Regions from separate parts of the Homo sapiens genome. Here region 2 is linked to region 1. A link is a loop called in an ENCODE intact Hi-C map of the cell type or tissue named here. Cell type or tissue: ascending aorta. All regions are shown on one strand. Links, peaks and the distances in the headings refer to the core of each region. The heading gives the core; the rest is flanking DNA. Region 1 overlaps LOC102723739 (a long non-coding RNA gene). Region 2 overlaps LOC107985871 (a long non-coding RNA gene).

Region 1 (12,196 bases), core at 2,575-7,574:
GTGAGTATCACACAGTTAAGGGATGAGGCATAGTAATAACAGGAAGAACACCTGTGAGTCGTCCTTAAACTAGAACATGATCAATATCATTGCTGTAGCTGGTGGGCTCCTTTCCTATGCCATCCCCTGCAAGTCCCTAGAAGTAACCAGCTTTCCGAATTTTATTTCTATAAAGCCCTGGTTAAAATAATAATTTAGCACATATGTAGATAACCTTAAGAAACATATTATTTGATTGTGTCCACTTTATCAGAATGGTATTATGCTACATGCAGTCTTCTTTTCATTTGCTTTTTTTCCACTCAGTATTTTGTTTCTAAGATTCATCCATGTTGCATGTAGTTCATTATTTTCACTACTGTCTCTAGCATTTTATTGTGTGAGTAGTTATAAATAATTGTTTATTCTTTCTCTGAACACTTTGGACACTTGGGTTGTTTCTGGTTGTTATTTTGATATTGCTGTGAACATTCCCATACGTAAATCACATGCAAGAATTTCTCTAGGGTTATACTTAGAAGTACAACCACATGAATTTGTGCACGTGTGCGAGGGTTTCTCTAGGGTAGGATTGCTAGGCTATAAGGTATATGAATATATTTAACTTATTTTTTCTGAGGGGTTATACCAATTTAGACTCCTGCCAAGAGTGAATAAAGATTCCAGTTGAATCATACTCTTTCCAAGTTCTTTTTCTTTTTTTTTTTGTTTTTTTTGAGACAGGGTGTGGCTCTATCGCCCAGGCTGGAGCACAGTGGCATGATCTCAGCTCACTGCAACCTCTGTGCGGGCATTTGTTCTGCAGACCCTCACCCAACAACGGATGAGTAATGTACACTGACACAGATACTCTGCCTGTCAGTCCAGCTAAGGGTCTGGGCCCCTCACAGACACCAAGGAAGGTTCTGTAAAGAGTAGCAGCCATGGCTCCATTCAGTCAGCGAAGCTCACATTTATTCAGTATAGATTAGATGACAAAGGTCTTGAGTAAAAACCACTAGAGGGTAATTGACATTGCTGACCTCCTGAGTAGAGAGCAATCATGCATCTGTGGTTGACCAAATGTTGGTCTTAGGACCACATGAATAAACAAGCTATTTAGATAAACTACTCTACATTCCTATGTATCCATGCCCTGAGCTTTTAAGAGAATTCTGCCTTCAGCCAAACACTTTATGCAGACCTCCAGGCCTTCCAAGAGGGTTTGCGTTTATTTCCCATAATTTTACAATTTCTCCCACCATCCTGACTGAACCCCCACACCTCTGCATCCCAGGTTCAAGCCATCCTCCCACCTCAGTCTCCCAAGTAGCTGGGACTACAGGTGTGCACCACCACACCCAACTAGTTTTTTGTATTTTTTGTAGAAATGTGGTTTCGTCATATTGCCCAGGCTGGTGTCGAATTCATGAGCTCAAAGCGATCTACTTGCCTTGACCTCACAAAGTGCTGAGATTACAGGCCTGAGCCACTGCGCCCAGCCCAAGTTTTTGACAATATCAGCCTTATTAATTTGTGCCAATCCAGTGGGTAAAAAGTAAAGTCCCACTGGTATCTTAGTGTCTCTGCGATTACTAATGAGGTTGTGTATTCTTTTATATATTTATGGGCTATTCATATTTTCTGCTCTGTGAACTGTGTATTTATTAACTTATTTATTGAACTTTGAAAAGATTTTAAAAAATACATCATCTTTATGTAGATTATATTGGTTATATATATTGCAAATATCTTCTCCTACATTGTTGCTTTTCTGATCACTTTCTTCATGGGGTCTACTGTTAAACAGAAGTTCTTAATTTGAATGTAGCCAAATTTATTATTTTTCTTTCATAGTTTTGTGTTTTCTTTAAGAAACCTTCACCTCTCTGATGTTCTAAAGATATTCTCCCATGTTGCCTTCAAAAGTTTTAGAGTTTTGCCTTGTGTATTTAAATCTTAAATCTGCTAGCATTTGATTCTTCTGCATGGTGCAAAGCAGGGATTAGTCACAGTATTTTCCCCCCCATGTAGGTAACCAGTGGCCTTGCACTATTTATTGAAGAGTTCATTGTTTCCTTGTCATCCGCAGTGCCTTCTCTTCCATCCTCAAGTACCCACCCTTCTCTCTTTCTCTCTGTCTCTGTTTCTCTAGTCTGTTCCATTGGGCAATTTGTCTATTTCTGTGCCAGTACAGCACTGTCTTTGTTATTTTAGCTTTGGAATAAGTCTTGATATTCCTTTTCAGGAGTGCTTTATTTACTCTTAGGTCTTTGTTCCTCCATATAATTTGAGAACTAGGCCGGGTGCAGTGGCTCACACCTGTAATCCCAGCACTTTGGGAGGCTCTGGTGGGAGAACTGGTTGAGCCCAGGAGCTCGAGACCAGCCTGGGCAATGTGGCAAGATAGACATAGACACGTCGTTATAAGACCATGTGTAAATATAACAAACATGAAACACTGGGGGAAGTTAGGGAAAGTATTAGATAAGGTAACATGTATGAAGATCCTCAATGAACAAAGATTCTGTATTCTGGCTTCAGATGTAAAAACCCTGTCTGTCCCATTTTGTCAAACCCCTTAGGGCCGAAAGTAACTACCAAGGGTACCCTCATTGAAACCCAAGGGGGGTTCAGTGATTCCACAGTTGGATCAGTTTGCCCTGGACCTATAAATCTAAACCAGCGTGCCCATCTATTTTTCTTTTGTATTCAAACATGGACATCAGCTCACAGCATCTCTTCTAGTATTCTGTTCACCTACATCCAGAATGTTTTGTAGATCTGTGTTGTCTTTCTCTGATAGACCTAATTAGAATCTCCTCAGTTTTTCATGAAGCCAATTCTACCAATTTTGCAAGCTCAATTTTCAATAGCTTTGCCTTCATGGTTTTATTCAATTCTGTACCAAATGTTTTGGGTCATACTTCAATAATGAATGAGTGCCTGTTATGGTGCTAGACACTTCATGGTGTGTGTTTTGGTGCTAGACGCTTTTAGAGAATACAGAGTCAAGGCATTTTGAGTTAGGTTGGCCTGGGTTCAAGTCTTGACTCTGCCGTATAAGCTGGGTGACTTTGGGTCAACCATTTAGTATTTTTTAAATAATTTTTATTTTTATTTCAATAGTTGGGGTACAGTTTTTGGTTACATGGATAAGTTCTTTAGTGGTGATTTCTGAGATTTTGATGCACCTGTCACCCAAGGAGTGTACGCTGTACTCAATATGTAGTCTTTTATCCCTCACGCCCCTACCACCCTTCCCCCAGAATCCCCAAAGTCCATTATATTGTTCTTATGCCTTTGCATCCTCATAGTGTAACTCCCACTTATGAGAATATATTATATTTGGTTTTCCATTCCTGAGTTACTTCACTTAGAATAATGACCTCCAGCTCCTTCCAAGTTGCTGCAAAAGGCATTATTTTGTTCCTTTTTATGGCTGAGTAGTATTCCATGTTGTATATATACCACATTTTCTTTAACCACTTGTTGATTGATGGGCACTTAGGTTGGTTCCATATCTTTGCAATTGTGAATTGTGCTGCCATAAACACATATGTGCATGTGTCTTTTTCATATAATGACTTCTTTTCCTTTGGGTAGATACCCAGTAGTGGGATTGCTAGATCGAATGGTACTTCTACTTTTAGTTCTTTAAGGAATCTCCATACTGTTTTCCGTAGTGGTTGTGGTAATTTACATTGCCACTAGCAGTGTAAAAGTGTTCCCTTTACACCACATTCATGCCAACATCTGTTGTTTTTCGACTTCTTAATTATGGACATTCTTGCAGGAGTAAGGTGATGTTGAACATTTTTTTTTCATATGTTTGTTGGCTGTTCATGTATATTTTTTGAGAATTGCCTATTCATGTTCTTTGCCCACTTTTTGATGGGATTATTTGTTTTTTTCTTGCTGATTTGTTTGAGTTCCTTATAGATTCCGGATATTTGTCCTTCACTGGATGCATAGTTTGCGACTATTTTCTCCCAGTCTATGGGTTGTCTGTTTAGTCTTTTGATTATGTGCTTCTTCATGTGTAACATGGGATGATAATTCTGGGTTGTAGGTGACATTACATAAGGGGTCTTGCACACATACTCTTTTAATCAAAGGAAAAACAAAAAATGTTAGTTCCAGAAATTAGAACAGAGGAAGACATCTTGCTTCTGAGATGATTATTTTTTTCTTAGAGGAGCATATGAAGTAGTGGAAGCTCAGACATTCACAGAGAACATGTGCTGGGAAAAAAACACATGCCAACGTAGTCCAAAGACTCGCATGTTCACTCTATTCTTATTCAGAAAGGACTTAAGATATCACTTAAAAATAAATCAAGACAACAAAGCGGATGAAAAAGCAAAGCAAAATCAAGGATGGGACATACGGTGAAGGGGGAAGGGGAAAGTGTGCAAATGCCCCCAGGGAGGCTGCTCCCTACACTTGCTTTATGGGGCCTCACATTCGATGCTGAGCTTTCCAGTGGCCACCACCAACAGTCATAGAGACAACTATGGATACCTGCAGTGAATGCCAAATACAGGAGAATAATCAGTGGAGGGAGGCTGGGGAGGGAAGCCTCCTTGAAAATGATGAGATTCGAGCCAGGTTTTGAAGGGTGTAAGAGCTATGTATTCCAGACAGAGGGAGCCACCCAAGCAAAATACGCAGAAGGAGAGTCAAGAGGTGGTCCTGGCATACAGGGATCCTTTGGGATAGTCTGGAGGAAGAGAAGATGACTGAGGCCTCTAATGCCAGACTTTACGCTTTCCTCAAAAGGAGCTGGTGAGTCACAGGAGAAAATGACCTGATGGGAGTGGTATTTGGAGGAAATTATCCTGGCACCACACAGCTATAATTTTCCCCTTTGCAAGTTAAAATTCATCACGGACATTTAGCAAAACGCTGTCACGCATGTCTCTCCTAATGTGGTCCACATCTGGCTCTGCCACTGGCAAATAGAGTATTTAGAAAATCTGTGCAGCATTAGTACCTAATAACCCTTTTTTAAACATAGTGAAGGAAATCGCAAACTTAGGAATGGCACATATCCTTCCAGATTAATTTAGTCCAGGTTCCCTATGTGACTTAAGAAATCCCTAGTTGCAGCTGCATCTAGTAGTCTGGACAACGGCGTGAGTGTTGAAATCCAGGGAGGTTGAGATTAATCTTAGAAATAAGAGTAAACTTAGTGATGCTCACTTTCAGTTTGCTTTCCTTGGATGTATAAAGTTTTGAGAGTTTAAAATGGCTTTAGACTTAAAAGCATTCTGCCTAAAATAATTACAGCACAACCAGCAGGGGTTTCTTTTCTAAAAGAAAGTTTTATTTGTGTAGGACGTGGACATCATGATCAGTTCAAATATTTGTATTTCAAAATTTAGGCTTGAATTTTGGCTGCATTGAGTCTTCCTTTGATGTATTTTGAGGGGCTAAAGAGCTCCTTCAGTTCCTAGAAAAACGAGGTTTGATCATTCCTCAGGGTCAGAAGCTGGCAGAAGGTAGGGACACCAAGTACTGAAGGGGCTAAGCATGTGGGGGCAGGAAAATATTTAAGGGAACATGCACTTTCTCAGCTCAAGACGCATCTCTCTTTTATAAGACTGTACATAATTTCTTCTTGACTTGAGTTAGTTTTAATCCATGTACGGTCTGTTCTCTGGAACAGCTGTTACAAGACTATGCTCCTTTCTCCCTTGGAAAAACCATGTCCTTGATAAATATTGATGGGGAAGTGGGGAGGGCAAGGCCTTATTGCATTGACTGTCATGTGTTCACTTAAATAATCCAAGCGACTGTTTTTTTGGGGGGCCATTCCCAATGGACTCTTGTGAAGCAAGTTAGATTCATTGAAAGAGGTGTTGCAAGATGAACAACAAACTCACTCCCTGGTTTGTGCCTGACTCTCCTCTGGGAGGATGATTACATTTGCAAGTAGGACAGCCACTGGAGAGAGTCCTGGTGAGAAGATCTAGATTTTGAATTCTTCTGTGCTTTGGTAAATTGTCCAAGTTGGGCTGCTCATTGTGAACCTGGGTGACTTCTTTTCTCTGTAGGAAAGTGCAAGTCAAATCTAGGTGAGATAAGAAAGTACAGAGTTTTGTAGTAATTCATTTTTTCTTAATGAAATTCAATCATTCACTTATTTGTTTATTTATTTTTATTTATTTATTTTTTCAATTTGAGAGCAGGTACTGTTTATTAACCAAACAGCTTAGAAAAATAATCATGGTAGACACCTTAGTTCATTCTTTTAATAAGTCTGTTGATCTGGTCCTCCCTGTTGCCAGGATCTCCACCTTCTACAAAGTGGGTGGCCTTTTCTTCTTTCCACCTCATGCAGAAGATAATTTGAAGGGCCACAGGAAGTTATTTGCTTCTTTGAAGCATTTTCCAACAGTATAGATCTCATGAATCAGATCCTCCATGCAGACGATGCCATATTTACCAAGAGATTGAGCAATCGAAGTGTTATCTGTCAAAGAAAGCAATTCGCTTCTTACTGATTTTGCCATAAGCACGCTTGTAGATTAGTTCATTTACTGACTTCAGATTTGGGTACTCCCATGCAATATATGGCTCTACAACCCTCAGCATGTTAATTGAAACTTTGTTGAGTTTCACAAAGGTTCCATTGAAGATTTGACGAAGGCGAAGAAGCTGCAACACCTTTCGGACCTTTGGCCTCACACCATTGATACCTCTGATCCTGATGACAAATGCCAATTTGGGTTCTTCAGGTACATAGAAGTTGCCAGCTTTTCTTGCCATCCTCGCCATTCATATTTCAGTTCTGTACATCTGCCTTTATTCCCTGTGATAGTGCTTTGCTTCTTCATAGATAAGCTTCCTCCTTGCCTTTCAAAGCATCTTTTAGGCAAACTTCTTTCAAAGGCACTTGATCTTCAGCTCTGAGAAATTCCTTCCCTTTTTCTTAAGGGTTTCTGGCATAACAGGAACCTTCTTCTTCTTCTCTTCTACATCCTCCATGGTTCCAGCTGGAAAAAGAGTTCATTCACTTATTTAACAAGTATTTATTGAGAGCCTTCTATGTGCTAGCTGCTGTGCTTGGTGGTAGGAATACTGAGAGCTATATTGACAAACACAATAAATCATAGCCCATAAACAATTGGTGTGACATCTGGCAGAGTAACAGCTCTCCAAGTATGTACCAAATGACACCCATTCCATGAAATTCTCTTGTCCCCACTGGAGAGAGAAAGAGAAAAAGGAAGAAAGAATAAAGGAAGAAGGAAAGAAAGGAAAAGCAGGGAGAATTACTTTTTCTCCAATTAGGGAAACACTGTACTCTCTGTTTTCATTGTATCATAGAATAATAAATGCTTTGGTATGTTCTTCTATAAATAATTGTGCTAGTTTTGTTTAATTTAATAGAATTCTACCTACGAATATTTTGAGAACTAGTTTTCTGTGAAACATTCTTTGAGGAAACTCAGTAGAAATTAGTGTCAAAAACTATCAGGATGGCAAAGCTGCCTTGCCATAGTTGTTGGTGGTCAAGTGTTGCTGCCACTGAGTGAAATCCACCACGGAGCTGCTAAGCCTGTCCTCTGTGGCTGCCAAACACACTTCATGCAGTGCATGGGGCTCCCTGCTGTGCACCTTCCCTGTGAGAAATGGGTCGTCCCGGCTACTCACCCACCTGTTCCAATTCATTTACTTTCATAATCCTGACTTCAAATTTACTTCATTGGTAGCATTTTCTGAAGTGCCATCATTAGAATAAAGGAACATTTTATTATTTAATTTTCTTATGACAGTAGCAAAGCATGCTTATCATAGAAACACTATAAAGTGATAGAAACTAGTAAGAGGAAATAAAAGCCCATCCAGAAATAACTACTGTTCATGTCTTGGTGAGCTTCCTCTCAATGTTCTCTCCCTACCTCTATTCTCTCTCTCTTTCTCTCTCTCTCTCTCTCACATACACACATCAAAAATGAAATCATTTGAACTTTTTCCCTTAATACTATATTGTGACAGGGGCTGTCTTAGTTTTCACTATACTTGCAGTGCCTCATGCAGACAGTGACACTCTGTAACTGCCCAGTGAAGATTTGGTGAGAGGATGACCAGTTCTAAGGCCTCTGCTAGCTCTGAAACTATTTGATCTTTATCATTCTTTTTGTAAAATCATTCTTTTATTCTGTGAATCTTACATGTGGCAATTTACCGTGTTGATTTTTAAGGGATTATTAGATTTTATTTTTTAGAACAGTTTTAGATTTACCAAAAAATTGAGCTCATAGTACAGAACCTCCTCTCCCCACGTGTTCTACTATATCCCTGTTATTAACACCGTGTATTAGTGTGGAACATTTGCTGCAGTTAATGAAAAAATACTGATACAGTATTAGTAACTAAAGTTCATAGTTTACATTGAAGTCCATCTTTGTGTTGTATAGTTCTATTGGTTTAGACAAATGTATAATGTCATATATCCATCATTACAGTATCATAGAGAAGAGATTTATTGCCCTAAAAATCCCCCGTGCTTCACCGATTCATCTCTCTTCCCCTTCCGTCTCCCAACCTCTGGCAACCACTGACTTTTTTTTTTTTTTTTTTTTTTTTTACTATCTCCATAGTTTTGCCATTCCAGAATGCCATCTAGATGGAATGATACAGTATGTAACCTTTTAAGACTGGCTTCTTTCACTTAGCAATATGCATTTAAGGTTTCTTCATACCTTTTTATAGCTTCATAGCTCATTTCTTTTTATGAAAAAATCATTCCATGTATGGCTATACCACTACTTTTTATTATTATTATTATTATTTTGAGATGGAGTTTCGCTCTTGTTGCCCAGGCTGGGGTGCAATGGCGCCACCTTGGGTCACCGCAACTGCCGCCTCCTGGGTTCAAGCGATTCTCCTGCCTCAGCCTCCCGAGTAGCTGGGATTACAGGTATGCACCACCACACCCGGTTTATTTTTGTATTTTTAGTAAAGACGGGGTTTCTGCATGTTGGCCAGGCTAGTCTTGAACTCCCAACCTCAAGTGATCCTCCTGCCTCGGCCTCCCAAAGTGCTGGGATGCGTGAGCCACCACGCCCAACCACTACTACCTTTTAATTCGTTCACCTATTGAAGGCCATCCAGTTTTTGGTGATTGTGATTTTACTTATTGCAAAAACTGCTATAAACATTTGTAAGTTTTTGTGGGGACATAAATTTTAAAACCAACTGGGCAAAAACCTAGGAGCATGATTGCTGGAACGTATGATAAGGTTGTGTTTAGCTTTGGAAAAAACTGCCAAATGGTCTTCCAAAGCGGTTGTACAATTTTGCATTCCCACTAGCAAGAAACAAGAATTTCTGTTTTTCTGTGTTTTAACCGGCATTTGGTACTGTCAGTATTTTTTGTATTTTAGCCTTTCTAATAGGTGTGTAGTGTCTCACTGTTGTTTTAATTTGCAACTTCCCTAATGACACATGATACTGAGCATCTTTTCATGTGCTTCTGTATGGTTTTTTTTTTTTAAGTTGGGTATTGATTCAGGTCTTTGCTCCTTCCTTCCTTTCTTCCTTCCTTCCTTCCTTCCTTCCTTCCTTCCTTCCTTCCTACCTTCCTTCTCCCTCCCTCCCTCCTTCTTCTCCCTCCTTCTCCTCTCTCCATCTCCTTCCTTCCTTCCTTCTTCCTTCTTTCTTCTTTCTTTTACTTATGGATGTTCAATTTTTCCAACATCATTTGTTGAAAAGACTATTCTTTATTGACTGAATTGCCTTTGTTCCTTTGTCAAGGATTAGTTAACTATATTTGTGTGGGTCTATTTCTGGACTCTATTCTGTTCTAATCTATTTGCCTATACTTTCTCCAATATCAAGACATTTTGATTACTGGAGCTTGAAGTTGGGTAGTGTCAGTCCTCTTACCTTATTCTTCTTCTGTATTCTGTGGCTAATTCATAAAATAATAAATGGGTCTTTTGCCTTTCCATATAAACTTCTGCTTTTCCATATAAACTTTAGGAGCAGTTTGTTGATAGCAACACAATATGTTGCTGGGATTTTGATTTGGAGTACATTGAATCCATAAATTAAGTTGAAAATAATCAATGTTTTAACAATATTAACTCCTCCTGTTTATGAACATAGAATATCTCTAATATTTAAATACCAAATTTACAGATAAATATTTTGTAAATTTTTATACGTGTAAATTTGGATATTTATAGATGATTAAATATCATTTATTTTGATCTTTTAAAATTTATTTCTATCTTTTAAAATTTATTTCATCAGAATATTATAGTTTTCCTCACAGATCCTGTATATATATTGTTAGATTTATACCTAGGTATTTCCTTGTGTGTGTGTGCGCTAATGGAAATGGTATTGTGCTTTTAATTTCTTATTCCAATTGTTCATTGACGGTATATAGGAAAGATTTGTCTTTTATATATTAACCTTGTTTCCTGAAACTTTGTTATAATCACTTATTAGTTCCAGGAGGGTTTGTTGTTGTTGTTGTTGTTGATCTTGTTGAGTCTTTGGGATTTTCTATGTAGACAATCATGTCATCTGCAAACAAAAGACAGCTTTATTTCTTCTTTGATAATTTGTATAGTGTTTATCTCCTTATTTATTATTTCACAAATTATGACTTCCAGTGTGATTTTGAATATGAGCAGTGAGAGGAGACATCCTTGCTTTATTTGTGATCTTAGGGGGAAAGCATCTAGTTTTCCATTATTACATAAAATGTTAGCTGTGGGGTTTTTTTGTAGCTGTTCTTTATCAAGTTGAGAACCTTTCCCTCTATTTCTAGTTTGCTGACAGTTTTATCATGAATGGGTATTGAATTTTTTCAGATGCTTTTTCTGCATCTGTTGATATGATCATAAGATTTTTCTTCTTTAGGTTGTTAATGTTATAATTACATTAATTGGTTTTAAAATGTTAAGCCAAGCTTGCATACTTGGATTAAATTTCATTCAGGCATATTGTATCATTCTTTTTACATATTGTTTTATTTGATTTTCTAGTATTTTGTTGGAAGGTTTGTATCTATGTTCATGAGAGATATTGATTGGTCTGTTTTTCTTTATTACAATGCGTTTATCTGGTTTTGGTGTTAGGGTAATGCTGGCCTCATAGAATAAGTTAAGAAGGTTCCTTCTGCTTTTATTTTTTAAAGAACTTGTAGGGAATTGTTATTTCTTTAAAAATGGTAAAATTTATTGGTGACATTTGGGCATGGTGCATTCTTTTTTTTGGAAAGTTATTAATTGTTGATTAAATTTCTTTAATAAATATAGCCCTATTCAGATATTCTATTCTTCATGTGTGAGTTTTGGTATTAATAGTTTGTGTCTTTCAAAGAATTGGTCCATTTCTACCAAGTTACCAAATTTGTGAGCATAGAATTGTTCATACATATTTAAAAGTATCATTTAAATGTCCATGGGATTAGTAGTATTGATCCCTCTTTCATTTCTGATGTTAGTAATCTGTGCCTTCTCTTTTTTGCTCTTGGTTAGCTAAGCTAGAAGTTTATCAGTTCTACAGACATTTTCAAAGAACCAGATTTTGGTTTTGTTGTTTTCTCTATTAATTTGTTTTCAATTTCATGATTTCTATTCTAATTTTTATTATTTTACTCTTTATGCTTGTTTTAGGTTTATATTGCTCTCCTTTTTTAAGTTTCCTAATGTGGGATCTTAGATGATTGGTTTTAGATCTTTCTTCTTTCCCAATATATGGATATAATGCTATAAATTTTTCTATTTTTTTTAGCATATCAATCACACATCTTAAAAATTGTTTTCTAGTAGTTACCCTAGAGTTTGCTATATACATTTACAACTGATCAAGTCTACTTTCCAATAATAGTATACTGCTTCCTAGGTAGTGCAGTTTTGTTATAACAGAATATTCAAAGTTCTTTCCTTCCTTCCCTTATAACATTGCTGCTGTTTACTTTACTTATACATACATTATAATCACCCAGTACATTGTTACTATTAGTACTCTGAACAAATTGTCATCTATTAGATCAGTTAAGAATAAGAAAAATGAAGAATGTTACTTTCTTCTTCATTTGTTCCTTCTCTGGTGCTCTTCCTTTTTAAAATGTTGATCTGAGTTTCCGACCTATATAATTTTCCTTCACTTGGAAGGCAAGGCAAGGCAAGTCTTGAACAGGTAAGTCTACTCACAACAAATTCCCTCAGTTTTTTGTTTGTCTGAG
Region 2 (12,196 bases), core at 4,146-9,145, 110 kb after region 1:
CAATTGTGGTATATCTGTTTATATATATAATTTTAGCATTGGGAAGGCCCTCCTAAGTAAGACACAAACCTGGAAACCACAAAGAAAAGAAAAGATTGACAGATTAGACTACCTAGCCCTAAATTTTAAATTGCCTTTGACAAAAGCCACCATCAGCAAAATTAAAAGTGAAGGGGCAGCTTGGGATCTAAGTGACAGCTGGAGAGCCCCTGCACACTACAGACTCCCTCCTGCTGCAGATCAGACTTCTGGACAAGTCCAGCCCTGGCTTTGTGGCTGTCATGACTACTGAAAATGTCGTAACTGTTGGCAGCAAGAACATGACCTCTTGCTGTCCCAAAATGAGGAAATGAAAGGGAAAAAAGAGGAAATGGGATGAAATGAAAAATGGATGCAAACAACAGAGAGTGAGCAAGAAACATTGAGAAAGATGAAAAAAATGAGCTGTTTATCTCTCCTCTGCTTCTGGGCCCTCTCCTTTGTGCTACCCTAGTGATGTGCTCTATTGGTCCATTCTTACGTTGCCATAAAGAACTGGGTAATTTATAAAGAAAAGATGGTTAGTCAGCTCATGGTTCCTGTGGGCTGTACAGGCTTCTGCTTCTGGGGGAGGCCTCAGGAAACTTACAATCGTGGCACAAGGTGAAGGGGAAACAGGCCATTAGCAGCAGGAGAGGGGCAAAGGAGATGCTACACACTTTCAAACAAGCAGATTTCCTAAGAAATTGGGGGAATGGCGCTAAACCATTAAAAACCACCCCTGTGATCCAATCACCTCCCACCAAACCCTCCCTCCAGCACTCGGGATCACAGTTCAACATGAGATTTGGGTAGGGACACAAAGCCCCACCATACCATTCCACCCTTGGCCCCTCCCAAATCTCATATCCTCTCACATTGTAAAATATAACCATCCCTTCTCAACAGTCCCCCAAAGTCTTAACTCATTCCAGAATTAACTCAAAAGTCCAAGTCCAAAGTCTAATCGGAGACAAGGCAAGTCCCTTCCACCTATGAGCCTGTAAAATCAAAAACAAGTTAGCTACTTCCAAGATACAATGGGAGTACAGGCATTGGGTAAATACTCCATTTCCAGAAAGGAGAACTCAGCCACAACACAGGGGCTACAGGCCCCATGCAAGTCCGAAACCCAGCAGGACGGTCATTAAATCTTAAAGCTCCAAAATAATCTTGACTCTGTGTCTCACATCCAGGCCATGCTGATGGAGGGGGTGGGCTTCCAAGGCCTTGGGCAGCTCTGCAGGGTACATCCCCTGTGGCTGCTTTCATGGACTGATGTGAGTGCCTGTGGATTTTCCAGGTACACAGTGCAAGCTGGGGTCTGGAGGAGGATGACCTTCTTTTCAGAGCTCCACTAGGCAGTGCCCCAGTGGGGACTCTGTGTGGGGGCTCCAACCCCACATTTCCCCTTTGCACTGCCCTACTAGATATTCTCCATGAAGGCTCTGCCCCTGCAGGAGACTCCCGCCTGGACATCCAGGCCTTTCCATACATCCTCTGAAATCTAGGTGGAGGTTCCCAAGCCTCAACTCTCATCCTCTTTGTACTTGCAGGCTTAACACCACATGGAAGCCACCAAGGCTTGTGGCTTGCACTCTCTGGAGCAGCAGTCTGAGAAGTATCTGGGGCCCTTTTGGCCACAGCTGTAGCTGGAGCAAGTGGGATGCAGGGTGCCATGCCCCAAGGCTGCACAAAGCAGCAGGGCCCTGGGCCTGGCCCCATGAAACCATTTTTCCCTCCTAGGCCTCCAGGCCTGTGATGGGAGGGGCTGCCCCAAAGGTCTCTGGAATGCCTCATAGGCATTTTCCCCATTGTCTTGACTGCTAATATTTGGCTCCTCTTTACTTATGCAAATTTCTGTATTGGGCTTGAATTTCTCCCCAGAAAATGGGTTTTTCTTTTCTACCACATGGCTAGGCTGCAAATTTTCCTATCTATCTTTTATGCTTTGCCTCCCTTTTCAGGTCATTTCTTTGTTTATGCAGATGAGTTAGGCTTTTGGAAGCAGCCAGGCCACATCTTGAGCACTTTGATGCTTAGAAATTTCTTCTGCCAGATACCCTAAATCATCTCTCAAGGTCAAAGTTCAACAGATCCCTAGAGCAGGAGCACAATGCCACCAGTCTCTTTGCTAAAGCATAGCAAGAGTGACCTTTACTCCAGTTCTCAATAAGTTCCTCATCTCCATCTGAGACCTCATCAGCCTGGCCATCTCTGCCCATATCACTATGAGCATTTTGGTCAAAACCATTAAACAAGTCTCTAGGAAATTCCAAACATTTCCTCATCTTCCTGTCTTCTTCTGAGCTTTCCAAACTGTTCCACCCTCTGCCCATTATCCAGTTCCAAAGCTGCTTCCACATTTTCAGGTATCTTTGTAGTAATGCCTCACTTCTCTGGTACCAATTTTCTTCATTAGTCTGTTCTTGCATTGCTATAAAAACTACCTGAGACTGGGTAATTTATAAAGAAAGATGTTTAATCAGCTCACAGTTCTGTGGGCTGTAAAGGCTTCTGCTTTTGGGGAGGCCTCAGGAAACTTACAATCATGGCAGAAGGTAAAGGAGAAACAGGCACACCTTCACATGGCCAGCAGGAGAAGGGCAGCGGAAGTGCTACATGCTTTCAAACAACCAGATCGCCTGAGAACTCTATCATAAGGCAGCACTGTGGGGATGGTGCTAAACCATTAGAAATCACCCTCATGATCAAATCACCTCTCACCAAGCCCCACGTCCAACACTCAAGATTACAATTTAACACGGGATTTGGGTGGGGACCCAGAGCCAAACCATACTATGCACTAACTCATTTAAGCTGTTGTTATCTTAATCATGGGCTCACTGTAGAATGGGAGTGGTAGGAAGAAACATTAAGTGAGTGGTCATAATGGTGGCTTAGAATTCAAACCCATTCCATGTGACCCCTCACCCATGCTTGGCAAATTAAATCCATGATAATCCAAAGGGTTTCAAAATCGATTTTTTTTAGGTCTAACCGTTTCCTTCCCATTCTTATCATTTCCTCTTCCCTTAAAGCAAATTCCCTTTATTCTTACCACCCACTAGAATGGAGACTTGAAATTAGGTTCTTTCAGCTTGCCAAATGATAAACAGCTCTCTCAAATTAAGCCACATCTCATCCAGAGAGAAGGCAATAAAAATAGTGATTTATGTGGTTGAGAGTACAGTGAGACGTTTTTATAGCATCACAGATGGTTTTCCAAATTGCAGAGCAGCTTTATTTCTTTCTGCATATCTCAGTTTCTCAGTCCACAATTTGAAAATAATAAAGCTGCCCTCTTCCTACTTCTTGGGTGAATTGGTTAAATCATGAAAATCTATAAATAAAAGCACTTTGAATCCTAGAGAGAAGAGTCAAATAATAAAATAATCCCATTTTTCATCCATATGATGAAATTATATAAGGTCCCCCATATAATGGGGGACCTTATATAATGAGAAGGCTAGGCATATTGCTATGTTTGTGGGCAAATGATCTGGCCCAGAGAACACCTGACTCCTAGGAGTGTCAAGCTGGGGAAGAGGACTCAAGTATATACACAGTACCGTTATTTCAGATGTATCTTTGATAGCTCTAAAGTAACTACTGGAAACACCTATAGGGTGGCATGATAAGATAACTGAGATTTACATTTATACTTTACTACTCCCATTGGTTTTAAAAAACAAGACTGCTTGAGTTTGGTTTTCATCATGGCGGCTTCAGTCTTAGCCCAGGCTCTCCACATACTCTCTGTTCCAACTTCGACCCTAGGTGTACATGAGATCCATTCTCAGCACCTCTGGGCCCATTCCCTTCTACCCAAGCCAGGAGTGCTGGGTGCTGAGATTTAACAATCCAGATCAGAAGCGGCACCATGCAGTGTTGAGAACACAGGCCCTGGAGCAAGTCTGCTGCGTGTGAATCCCAACTCGCCTCTCTGACCTGGCATATCTCCTTATCCGTGATATGGGCATGGCACTAACATACCTACTCATAGGACTCTGGGGACAGTTAAACGAGACAGGGTCCATAAAGCACTTAGCTCACTGCCTGGTACAATAAATGGTGACTACTTTTTATAGGCAATTGTGAGAAACATGGTGAATGTGGGCAGGGTAAAATAGTTGGATTGGTGCTTCTTCTGCAGGTGGCATTCAACTCTTTTTGTGTTTGTTTGTATTTATTTTTCTTATAGCAAATTTCCTTTTTTAAACTGTGACCAAACAAATAGAATGATTGCTATGGTTTTACAATTTGCATGGCTGAATGAATATACCTTTGATAGTTTTTTTTATCATGTTTCTAATTGTTAGAAAAAAATTCTTTTTTCCTCTTCTGGGATTTCAGGGCATTACATTGGAAAATAGGTATTAAACTGATATGGGACAGAGGCCATGGCATATATCCTACAAAATCTGTATCTACACTCTTATATTATACTTACTTGCCCATATCTTTGAACTTGGGGCCAATCATAAGATCCTACATTCTAGTTACCAGAAAAAGAACATAGTAATTGAGTATGTAATTGAATATTGTTGGCTGGGAGTGGTGGCTCACGCCTGTAATCCCAGCCCTTTGGGAGGCCAAGGTGGGCGGATTACTTGAGGCCAGGAGTTTGAGACCAGCCTGACTAACATGGTAAAATCCTGTCTCTACTAAAAATTCAAAAAAATTAGTCGGGGGTGTTGGTGTGTGCCTGAAATCCCAGCTACATGGGAGGCCGAGGCAGGAGAATTGCTTGAACCTGGGAGGTGGAGATTTCAGTGAGCCAAGATCGCACGACTGCACTCCAGCCTGGGCAACAGAGCAAGACTCTGTCTCAAAAAAAAAAAAAAAAAAAAAAAAAAAGTTTATGGGTGAGTATTGAGCTAAGTGCATTATCCCATTCAATCCCCAATCTTATGAAGCAAATACTATCATTAGCCCTATTTTACAGATGTGGAAAGTGAGCCTTAGAGAAGTAAGTAATTGCCATAAGTCACACATCTGAGAAATAATGAAGTGAAAATTTGAACCAAAAGCATCTGGATCCAGAGCCTATGTTTTAGGAACTTGCTGTGGCTTTGATGCATCAGAATGTGGGAGCTGCAGGCCTGCGTGGACTAGTCTTGGACTCTTAACTGCTCTGCCATCCCACAGCAGCTGATAGGTTCATATGAAGCCACTGGCAACTGGTGCCAAGTTACCAGTAAGAAAATCAGACATTTTGATCTATCTATCAATTGGAATGTGCATGTCCAGAATAGATCTAGATATTTTTTAAAAAGCATTCAATGCCTAATTTTTAAACAAACTGCACATGCGAAGAAAATGCCCATGCATTTCTTTAAGCAGAAATATAAGTTAGTGAATTTGTTTCTTCTTGATAAAATGGTTAGAATTTGCTTAGAAATTCCTTTTATCATAAAAGTAAAAATTATCAGCTTTAACCTTCTCATTTGTCTCCTACTGCTTCTTTTCTTGTTCTTTATTCTCATCCATCCCCTTCTCTGTCTTTGCCTCTACTCTTCCTCTATTCCTTCATAAGAATCTAAACAACTCCTTTAAACATCAATTCAAATGTTCTTCCCTTGGATAGAGATCACTTCCATCCCCTTCATAACTAGCTGGGCCTAGTACCTTTGGGTTAGCAATTTTGCCAGAGATGTTGGAGAAAAAGGGGGTAGCATTTCCTCTTGAAAATCCAGCCTGCAAGGCATTTACAATCTCATGCTGGTTTCGTAAGGCCCTGCTGTCCCTCCAGAATAGAGGCCCACAGCACTCACTAGGTACCAGGCATGGTGAACTTGCTTGCCCAAGCTCTCTAGTAGGTGGCAGATTTACCCAGGTCTGCCTGACTTTAGAGCCTATTCTTTTAATCATTGTACCTTACTGTCTTTATAGACAAGGTCAGGCTCTCTATGCTTCTGTGAGATAATTTTCCCTAGGAGTGTAAATAGTTACTATAGAGACACTAGATGCCACCTGCTATAGCCCTCAGAAGTGGCATCAGACTATGCCTGGGCTTTCTGTTTTAAGGACAAGGAAGAATGAGTGTGACAGTGAAAGGTTGTATTTGTAAAGGCTGGAAGAGCAGAAATCCCCAAGTGCTAGAGAAAAGAATGTGGACAAGTGTATGGTATCCAATCATAGTATGTTAGAGCTGAGTTGGGCTTTAAAGATGATCTCCTCTAACCCCTTTATTTGCAGTTGAAGACGTTGAGGATCTGAGACATTAAGTGAATTGTCTGAGGACACACAGCCAGTTTCTTAGATGCAGAGCCAAGGATGAATTTTTTTCATTCAGACTAAGCTGTTTTTTGCAGTCCACCTTTACTCTACTTGGGGTTCATTTCTTTTTAAGAAGTCTCAAAGATTAGAAAATTGAGTCATTTTGAGCAATATAATGTCATATTGTACAATTCTGCTGAAAGTAATTTTAATAGCAATGCCGGCAGATCTCCCAAATCCATGGGTTTCAAAATATTTCCGCCTTTTGCTAAGCTAATATATAGAATTTCAAAACCATATTTATACCACATACAATTTCCAAAGAGCTGGGCAATTTCCTATAAAAACTCAGCTGTGCACTGATTGCCAAGTTGGAAAACTCAGGGTTTCCTGGCAACACCCACTTGGGCTCTAGGGAATGCAAGCTTCTCAGCAAACAACCTCTCCTGACTTACGAGCTCCATCGGCAGCCACGACCCGAGTCACAGCGGCCCTTTCTGATGTTCTTGTCTCTGTCGCTTATGTTTCTCAAGAACCTGTAATCTTGCCTTAATCCCTCACCAGCTGAATACCTCCTACATGCTAAACTCCTGGAATGAAAGGTCCACATTTCTCTCATGCTAGGAGTTTGGGACCAGAATTCAGATGAACTCATTGCTAGTACTGGTTCAAAAGCTAATGAGCCCTCTAGATTCCCAGGTCCTTAGTTTCCTCATGGGTAAAATATAGACAATAACTCCTACCTGTTCATCTTTCAGGGCTTTTCCGAAGATTTTCAACATCTGAAATTCACAGGATCATGGAGACGAACTAAACCATCATGGAGACTAACTAAACCAGATGCATCTAGCCCCTCATGTTAGAGTTGAGAAAACAGAAACCCAGGGTTTGGGGACTCCCTTGAAGTCATCAAGTTCCTGTTGATGGCAAAATCAGGACCAAGCTTCTGATCCTCCCAAATATTCCTTCACTTCTCAGTGCTGCCTGTGATGAGAAAGATCAAAGCATGCATACAATTATAAATCATGACACAGAGGCAACATGCAATTATTTAGGTACTAATTAATAGACTGTGTACCAAGTCAGCACTAATGAAATTTTTCATGCCTTGACAGGGTAGTAGCTTGTCAGGAATTTCTGAAGATGAAAAAACTATTCATCTTAGGACAAATCCTTCTCCTTCCAGTAAATACAAGGAAAGGAGGAAGTGTAACCAGGGGTATTTAAGCTCAGCCTCCTCCAGCAGCCATCTGCTGCTGCTTTTTTTTTTTTTTTTAAATGTTATTGAGATGTAATTTACGTACCATAAAATTCACCATGTTAAGGTGTGCAGTAGTATATTCACAAGGTTGTGTAACTATCACTACCCTCTAATTCCAGAACATTCTCATCATCCTGTTGCTTTTTGAATGTCAGTATTGTCAGCTCGAGTACAGCTTCACTCACATGTGGCTCTCAGTTGTATTCTGTAGTGTTCATCTTGACCCACATGATCAGATGCCCCAAGTTCACTCTGTATTTGAAGAGCTCCGTGTCTACTAAAGGTCTGATTCCCTACTGCGGGCCAATAGTAGGAATGAGATGGTCACTAAGCGTCAAAATAAGCACTAGCAATGAGAACCTGAAAAGCAAAACTCAGCCACCAAGGCTAATTTTCAGGGCAAAAAGAGGAGAAAATTTCCTAAGCCAAGAGTGGGTAGAACTGGAAGTGGGAAGTGGGGCTGGTTTAAGGACGGTGGAGGGTTCTCCAAAGTGCCACTCTGTCCTGCCTTAGAGCTCATATGCATGCTGGATCATCCTCCACCCCTATCACATCCCCCATTTTTGCTTCATCTAAGCCCCCTGGGATGCTGGAGCACCCACTGCAGGAGGCGCCCGAACTTCCCTTATCACAGTCCATCTCACCTGTGCACACCGTGATTACCTGCTGACTTGTCTGCATTCCTGAATAGACCGGAAGCTTCAAAAAGGAAGAAACCCTGCCTTTTTGGTTACTTATTCACCCTGCTTCTCAGCATCCTCTGGCACTATCTCAGTAAAGATTTCTTGAACAAGTTATTAATCTGGCCACAAGCCCAAATTTCTTTCTATATCCCTCTAATGCTCAAATTAAAGTTTGAGTGTGAGAATGTACCCGAGCCTCACACAGTTATTTATGGTGGATACACAAAATAATAATAATCCTGGGTCAAAGCTGCTTTCCTGTAGCTTTCACTAAATAGTCTTCATTCTGATCCAAAGACCAAGAGAGAATACATCTTTTCCCTATTCTCTGTGGTACCCCTTTAGGTATGTGACATGAGCTGTCATGTCCTCTGTACCTTTTATTCTCTGAGTTAACCAACTGTACTTCCTTCAACAATTATGCATGACATATGAATTATTTACTCATTTATTCAACAAATATCTTACGGCATGGTCTATGTATAAAGCACTGTGCCAGGGCAGTGGGGGTGAGCAAAGGCATGGCACAGACCCTGCCCTAAAGAAGTCTATGGTCCACCATGGTTGTGCTCTTCCCACTTTCTGGGGTTTCTTGAATTGGTCAATGTCCCTTTCCAGATGTGGTTTCCTGAAGTGGACAATGTATTTCGAAGTAGTCTGACCAACACAGAATTCAGAACTATAACTCATGATCTAGATCCTCTGCTTCCAAAAACTTTTGATTGTTCATGTTATTCTTAGATAAATGCTCAGGGTGTACTAATCGTGTGTGTGTGTGTGTGTGTGTGTGTGTGTGTGTGTGTGATGTAAAGAGACATTTGGCTAACATTTTTGTAAGATGCTTGTTCTTTATGCTTAAACCAAATATGTGGTAGTATTTCTGGTGATCAAATCCTTACACATCCTTATCTTGAGTCCCTCTCCTGCTCCAAAAACCTCTTAGGAATAGGCGGATTGCAATCTTCTTCATATCAAACTGAACTCATAAGAATGGACAAATTCTTTTAAAAAACAACCCAGGATATTTTGCACTGCCGCTAATGGTTCTTTATGATGTTTCTGAAAATAATTGGAAGGGAAGCATGGACATCTGGCATGTGAATGAAGCTGTTTCTAATTAGGAGGGCTGTTTGTCTTCAAAGCAGAGTGAGCACTGGGGTACTCTTGGATGTGCTCTTCTTTGATGATGCTTGCTCAGGGCCTGGCAGCCTCCAACCTTCACCTATTTGAAGCCTGGGGTCCGTGGGTAGGGGGTAGGCCACCTCCTTTTAGCTTCTGCCCTAAATAACTTTGGTCCTTAAATTCCTTCAGGCGTTGGGCTTTTAACTTTGGTGTTTGCTTTGAAGCTAAAAAATGTGATTTTTTGTTGTTGTTGTTATGCTGTTTCCTGGGTACTTTCCATCTGTGCTGTAGACAGTATCACCAGGAGCCAGAAGGTCAGCAGAAGAGAAAGTGCCTCTCATCCGTGACAGCTGGGATAAATGTGGGAGAACTCAGTCAGACTTGGGTGGTCAGGAGACCCAGGAACAACTCCAGAAAAAGCGGAGTGCCCCTGAGAGTCATTCTGTTTTCTACTCCTTTTTTTTTTTTTTTTTTTTTTTTTTTTTTGAGACAGAGTTTTGCTCTTGTCGCCCACGCTGGAGTGCAGTGGCGCGATCTCGGCTCGCTGCAACCTCCGCCTCCTGGGTTCAAGTGATTCTCCTGCCTCACCTCCTGAGTAGCTGGGATTACAGGTGCCCACCACCATGTCCAGGTTATTTTTGTAGTTTCAGTAGAGACGGGGTTTCACCATGTTGTCCAGGCTGGTCTCGAACTCCTGACTTCAGGTGATCCACCCACCTCGGCCTCCCAGACAGAGTGTTGGGATTTCAGGTGTGAGCCACTGCCTTGTTTGCTACTCCTAATATAATTTGTAGAAGGTGTTGTGCTGAGGACACACTGGTCATTTCACTGTTTAATATTTTCTAGTAATTTTTCTTTTAAACAGGTAAATACTTACCTGTTTAATATTTTCTGGTAATTTTATCTTTTTTTTTTTTCTTTTTTGAGACAGAGTCTCACTCTGTCGCCCAGGCTGCAGTGCAGTGGCGCGATCTCGGCTCACTGCAAGCTCCACCTCCCGGGTTCACGCCATTCTCCTGCCTCAGCCTTCCGAGTAGCTGGGACTACAAGCGCCCGCCACCACGCCCGGCTAATTTTTTTTGTGTTTTTAGTAGAGACGGGGTTTCACCGTGTTAGCCAGGATGGTCTCAACCTCCTGACCTCGTGATCCACCCGCCTTGGCCTCCCAAAGTCCTGGAATTACAGGCGTGAGCCACTGCGCACAGCCAACATCTCCTTATTTAGCCAGTATTAGGCACCAAATATGTGCCAGGCACTTTAAACTTTAGAAAGAACAATTCTCATAAGTGTCTTAAAAAGCATCTGTAGTTTCCTGTTCTCTACATGGTTCCCAACGCACATACTGTGGCTCACTAACATTGCCCTGGATATAATGACCCCTCTCTGAGGGCAGTTGAGGTCGGGAACTTTAGAAACCTCCCGAGTGTTGTTTCTTATCCTAGGAATTCGTGGGCATGGAAGACAGGTCTTGAGAAGGCTGTTGCCATGAACTCCCCACTGTATTTCTAGAAATTCCATATAGAACCCTGTGATACCTATAGCTATGTCTGAAAATCAGTGTTCTTAGTGAAAATAGAATTAATCTTAAAAAATGGTTACACGGACATTTTTTTCTGATTGCAATGTTCTCACCAAAGATATTCTTTGTTACATATCCTCAACCAAAGAAATCTGGAAAAAAGAAGCACAAACTAAGAGATTAAAATCATCTACAATTCCATCATGCAGAGGAAACTACAGGTAAAATGTTGCTGTATACATCTCTTAATCTTTCTAGATCTGTTTTGTTAAACAACAGTTTTATAGCCTACTTTTTATGTAACAATATATTATGAACAATATATTTTTCCAGGCCATTGCCTTTTCTTCTGTGGTATAATTGTAATGGCTGCATAGTATTCCATTGTATGTATGTATCATTATTGATTTCACTAACTGCATACTATTAGACTTTCACATTATTCCCATTTTTTTTTCACAAAAATATACTGGGTTAAAAATTATTGTTTCTAACTCTTTATTCCCATTCATTATTTCCTTATAATAATTCCCAGAAGTAGACTTTCTGGGTAAAAAGATAAGCCAAAATTTAAGCCTTTTGAAATGTACATAGAGAAGCCTCGGGTTTTGAGTAGAAAGGTCTTTGTCCCTAGCTCTAACCCAACTGTGTGACCTTGGGCCTAACTACTCCATCTGTTAAATGGGGAGCATGGTCATACGCCCCACTGCATTTCAACAGCTGATTCTGACAAGATACCGCTGACTGTCTGCCCAGCAGCCATTCTTCACTTCATTCCAACAAACCCTGATTTTTTTCAAATATTCACCCCTTCCCCATTGCAGTCTTTGTACTTCCAGGTTAGGCCTAAATTGTCTAAGTATAATCTCATCCCCCTGCCAGTGAGAGGTTCAGGAATAGGCATATGGACCAATTAGGTTTAATAAGATTTATGGGGAAGTTTGCTGGGGCTTCTGGAAAATTCTCCACCTTTAAGAGAGAGCCATAGGAAAAGAGAGTCTCTCCCTCTGGATGTTGTCAAGCTTGGCCCTATTATTGCAATAGCCATGTTATCCCCAGCCTGAGAATTAAACTGAACACAGATGAGGCAGAGCTGAGAATCCCAAGGAAATGGGATTGGAACTGCTGAATTAGGCAAACTTGAAGCTTGCCCTGCCTCTAAATTTCCAGTTATGAGGGCGAATTCTGATGGCGTACACTCTTGGAATCAGTTAACTTTAATTTATAACCGCAGTTCTGATCATCATCTGTTTAATTTTCTTTCTTAATTATAGTAAATGTTTTTTTCTTTCATGGGCTTTCCTTCCAACTTCTTGTATCCTTCGCTTTCCCAATTTTGAAAAAAAAAAAAAAATGATGCCTCAAGGGAAT

What was found. Peaks named below come from ENCODE experiments on the same cell type or tissue, not always from the same donor. Only the 100,000 strongest peaks of a DNase experiment are listed, where the experiment ranks them.
Region 2: a loop joins it to region 1, with 2.4 times the contacts of the local background. A loop is called at or near these places in 3 of 110 quality-filtered maps.

The regions. Positions count from the first base shown.
Region 1 is chr2:38,226,344-38,238,539 of GRCh38, reverse strand. The region is part of intron 1 of LOC102723739 (a long non-coding RNA gene); the gene reads left to right. It also overlaps the pseudogene RPL7P12. Among named protein-coding and RNA genes, the nearest start is that of CYP1B1-AS1, 100 kb to the right of the region's middle. In ascending aorta, for the core only: a CTCF peak has its summit at 4,632; a DNase peak (open chromatin) is centred at 4,719; H3K4me3 peaks cover 778 bases; H3K27ac peaks cover 1,335 bases.
Region 2 is chr2:38,117,013-38,129,208 of GRCh38, reverse strand. LOC107985871 (a long non-coding RNA gene) reads left to right here. Exons shown (of 4, transcript XR_007086290.1): 3 at 10,974-11,046. Among named protein-coding and RNA genes, the nearest start is that of CYP1B1-AS1, 8.0 kb to the left of the region's middle. In ascending aorta, for the core only: no CTCF peak of the experiment used is centred there; a DNase peak (open chromatin) is centred at 6,668; H3K27ac peaks cover 396 bases.